2 separate regions of the Homo sapiens genome follow, and region 2 is linked to region 1. A link is a loop called in an ENCODE intact Hi-C map of the cell type or tissue named here. Cell type or tissue: MCF 10A. All regions are shown on one strand.

Evidence for each region. Peaks named below come from ENCODE experiments on the same cell type or tissue, not always from the same donor. Only the 100,000 strongest peaks of a DNase experiment are listed, where the experiment ranks them.
Region 2: a loop joins it to region 1, with 9 times the contacts of the local background. A loop is called at or near these places in 13 of 110 quality-filtered maps.

Annotation. Positions count from the first base shown.
Region 1 is chr3:190,810,619-190,813,118 of GRCh38, forward strand. No RefSeq gene overlaps it. Among named protein-coding and RNA genes, the nearest start is that of GMNC, 51 kb to the right of the region's middle. In MCF 10A, a CTCF peak has its summit at 1,360 (motif pointing right); a DNase peak (open chromatin) is centred at 1,373.
Region 2 is chr3:190,700,174-190,702,673 of GRCh38, forward strand. No RefSeq gene overlaps it. Among named protein-coding and RNA genes, the nearest start is that of LINC02013, 2.1 kb to the left of the region's middle. In MCF 10A, a CTCF peak has its summit at 1,024 (motif pointing right); a DNase peak (open chromatin) is centred at 1,058.

The DNA.
Region 1 (2,500 bases):
TGTATTTGTAAGTCAGAGAGCAGCTTTGTTACCATCAAATGCTATATTTTTATGATATTGACATCCTATAATCAGAATCATTCTTTGGAGCACAGATCAAAGAGAAAACAGAAAGCCACAACAGTTCCCAGTACTGTAATTACAAAACAAAATAAACAAGCAAAACATATGTTGGGCGTTTCATATATTGGGGTACCTGTTCAGTATCAATGTGATACCATGAGTAAATTTTTGTTGTTTCTATTTTGGTCATCAATTTTCTTATCTATAAAAAAAGACAGTTGCACTCACTGTTCTCCAGAGTCCTTCTGAGCACAACTCACCTAAAACCCCCTTTTTAAAACATCAAACTGTATATTAACAGCTAACCTTAAATGAGAAGATAGTCAGGAAAACCAAGTGTGTAATTGTGGCTTGGAGGATGGGATTAGGAGTTGCCCCAAACTGTCCTGTGCTTCCTGTCTGTATCAGCTTCGGTGAGTGCAGAAAAGACTGACCGTGTCTGTGAACACTCACATAGATGTTTTGACTACTTGGTGGTGAGCACACCTCTTTCAGGTAGGATAGGCTCTTTCTCTGAGTCACTGACCAGCCCTTGTTGACTGTAATCATCAGAGGAATGAGAATATTATCCACGGAAAAAGGGATTATTGTTTTTTTCCGAGGATCACAAAGAGACTTGTAAATAGTCCTTTAATTCCATTTTTCTCAACTCAAGAAGATACCACACTTGTAATTCCTGCCTGCAACACAGCTTGGATTGAATTGTCATGAAAAGTGCCATCTAATTTCAGTAGCTAACCATGACTACTAGTGACACTTGTATGTGTTTAGCCTTTCACTGATGTTTTTACATCTATTATCTCACTTTATCCACAGAATAGCACACCAAGGCAGGTGCAAGAGATATGATCATTTAACCGATAAGGAAACTGAGACTCACAGAAGTAAAAGCACTTGTCTGGGTCGCACAACTAAAATCTGGATTTTCTGACTCCAAATGGTGATTTTTCTTCACAATCTCAAATATGGAGATATTTTATATTCTTCCTGATGTCACAGTGCCATCTGTATTCAGTAGCTATTGACCATATATTGTAAGTTCAGATATTATAGTCTATTACATGCCTCTAATAGTACACGCAAAAGCAAGTATGTCATCATGGCGTTCCTCTTTATAATACAAAGTCACTCAGGTGCATCTCTAATAAACGGGATGGTTTCTTGCGGCGGCTTTTGCTAGAGTTGCCTAATACCACCCAGTCAGGGAAAAGGTACACTGGGCAAGGAGGGCTAACCCTGTGCTTCCACTGGAAACAAGCCTAAATCTTTGTACACGTCCGCTATTGATTCCTAATTATCACCAGGAGATGGCGCTGTGCATTAGTAAACATCCGGCTTACAAAAGTACAGGGTTTCAGGGAAAGAATCACTGGGGAGATGGTAAATGAGACAAATGTTTGTGAGGGAAAAAATATTGAACAGCTGATGCAGGACGAAGGCACATTTGTGGGATTTAGAAGATGGAGTATAAAATTGTGACTTTTTCATGAGGCATGTAAAACAATTATTTTGCTGTTACTTATTAGAATATTGCTGGAGAGTCAAATCAAACAGAAATTGTTCTATTCAACGCAATGGGTAGGTGCTCAGTAATACGGGCGAATGTTTGCACTCTGTTGACATCAACCTAGCTCTAGAAATGTTAAATGATTATCCAGTTATTTCCCAATCCGAGAGTTCTTTCTTCTTTGCCCAAACTGCTTACTCCAAGCTGTGTCAGCTATGAAAGTAACCTTTGTCTCTTACGATGATCCTCCTTGTGCTTATTTTTGTATGTAAAAAATTTTAGGCTCATAGCTTTTTAATGAATTTAAGAAAAAAAAATGTGTTCTTGTTTATGTTACTGTTTCAATGAGAGTGAAGTGTTTTCACATCTTGCAGACTTAGAGCCCCCTCGATTTCATCAAGGTCTTGCAGTCTGAGGGTCTAGCAGTGTTGTAGTTTCAGTTTCAGATATACGTCTAAGATTTTTTATTTTTGAGATCTCATAATCTTGCAGTATTTATTCGTAGGTTATTACTTAAAAGAAAGTCCCAAACAAGTGGCCAAGAAATTTAAAAGAAAGTTAAAATGAGTCTAATTAAAGCTGAAATTAACGAAAATTCTGATAACATCAAAATTTTAGCGTTTTGGTGGCCCAAAGTATTTGGGGGCTGAGCCAAAAAGAAAAGAAACAACTACTTTGATTCCTAGTGATTCCATTCTAAGCCCTGCCAGATGGATTAAAGCCACAACATCTCTACAGACATTTCAAATTCTGCTTGAAGCAACAAACTGATCAGTCCTTTACTCTAGCTAACAGAGGAAAACAGAGGAAAGTGGATCACTTCTTAGAGAAAAAGAAACAAATAAAACTATATATATAAATATATGCAGTATATATATTTTATGCATTATACATATTTTATATATATTCATATATTATATAGTATATATA
Region 2 (2,500 bases), 110 kb before region 1:
CTGTGGTGTTTTGTTATGGTACCTTGAGCTAATACATATGGGCACATTAATGTTTAAATGAACGTCTTTACTTTATTTCCAAACTTCAGTATTTTCCTTCCTACATTTTAATTTTCTTTTTTCATAATGTTCTTTCATAAGAGAATGAATTTTGGACCCAGATCATCTGTTACGTTGGTCAAATTCCTTAACTTTATTTGAATCAATTTTCTCAAATGTCTGAAGATGATGATACTAATATTTGCTTCCCCGTCGGATGGCTGTCTTCAAAATAAGCACTTTAATTATAATAAAGGCTGGAAATAAAAATATTTCTTTTATTATTGCTGTATGTTTTCAATATTCTTCAATATCTTACATGAATTTTTTTAAAAAATTAAGTTGAAACTTTCTATTCCTGTCTTATTTTTCAGACATAGCTTTTTCCTGTCTTCCGTTCCACTCCTTCTCTAGAATTTCTTCTTGCCACACACTTCTTTCCCCTGGGTAGACAGAGCCTCACAAGCTCATCCTTATTTTTCCTCACAAAGCCTTGTCAAACAGACCATCCATTGAGATTCCTACTGGATCAATTGACAATTGATTCAATTTGGTCACTAGGCAACATATTTTAGGAAAAGAATGTTGTGAATGCTGTTTTTGCATTTATTTTCCAGGATTAAAACCTTCTTCAAATAATCTGCTTTGTTCCAGGATCCATGAAAGCTTGAAATAGCACCCACACCGTCTGCACTTGCTTGCCCTTTATGCCATAAATTCCTTCTAAACATAGACATCCATGTCAAGTTGGCATTGATATAGGATGCAGATTTATGTGTTTAGAAGTAAGTCAAGAAAGAAAGAACATTTGGAAAGACTATCAAGAAAGATGGGTTGTCAGAAAAAATAAAGAAAAAAGAAAAAAGATAGGAAAACTAATGAATGCTAAAACACACTACAACAGCTTATCAGTGTGAGTTAGCTCTTCATGTTCTCGTAGTCCGTTCTAGAATTGGGACCTTCTTTTCAGGCTCTTTTTCAACAATGGCCACTGGAGGGCATTGCCAGCCAGCAGTGAGGGAGGTTTATAGCAAGTCCTTAACAGGGAAAGTTAAGGTATAAAGGTCAGATGTGGCAATAGCGTCAGACAACAATAGGGCAAACATGAAAAACTACAACTACGTGTCTCAGAGCAAGATTTTGCTGGCACTTAGACTGAGGTCTAAGAAAGAGTTGTTGAAATATGGTGGGTGTTTGCCCTAGGTTTTATTTTCCCTTCTCACTGTTAACATTGATGTTGTCATTTATTTACAGCTTTATGGTTGCATGGGCCTCATATCATTTGATCAGTATGTTCTCTAACAGTTTGGTCTAAATTGAGTTTCTGAAAATTTGAACCTGTCAATGAAGATGGCTGATCTCCATGAAAAGATGGCATAAGCAGGTCTCTTCAAAATGGGAAAAGGTCCTCTAGGAAAGCAAAATGTTACTTTAACATTTGAACATACCTGCAAATTTCTTATTAAGTTGATTTATAGTGTGACACATCAATAAGGTACTTGAGGCTTGATTCACTAGACTGATATGCCACTCAATCGGGCAGTCATTTAGCTTATTCACCACCTCTACTCGGGGGGCCAGTGATGCTTCCTCTGATCACGTTGAAACGGCGCCCATGTGAAAGCCCAGCACCATGTTACATTTCCATTCTACCTTCTCTTCTTATGCCTTGGAATATTCAAATCAATATTCTTCAAATTTCAAGTCTATGGGAAAGGGTGGTATTTTTAAATTCTAATTTGTTTTAGTGTGCATATGTGTGGTTTGTTCATGTAGACGGCTTTGCCGTTTAATCTCAATTCTTGGCAAGCCAGTGTTAAGTGACTGGTTTTACACTTGGTGTGACTGAATGGGTACTGAGGCTCAGCTTGCCTGAATTACAAAGGCCATCGAGATGTTCTAACCTCATGTTTCTGGAGAAGTTTTCAATTGGCTTTTAGCACTATATCATCCTGGATTGCCTCTGATATCAATGACTACTTCTGTCAGTTTCCTTTACTTTCCTCTCTGCTGTTGGAACAGAAGCATGCCCAGAGATCAGACATTGAACCTATTTTCTTCTGGGTCTGCCTCACTTTCATGGTGATATCCTCCAGCCTCATGACTTTTAAAACCACCTATAGGCCAATGACTCCCAAATTTATATTTCCACTCTGCATCTCTCCCATATACTCCAAATTCCAATTTCCAAATGCCTACAACTCTACTTGAGTGTCTGATAGATGTCTCAAACTTAGTATGTTCAAAACCAAACTTGATCTTCCTTCTAAAGCTTAGTTTTCCCTTCTCAGTTTATAGCAGCTTGTGGTTTTCTGTGTGAAAAGGGCTATGTAAACCAAAATAAAATTCTGAGCCCCTAACAGACTAAATGGACTCCCCTCTTCACCAAAGGGATCCCAAAGAAACCTGAGCAACTAATTCAGGGCATGAATGGAAGGTGTGGGAGGGGATCAGACATGCT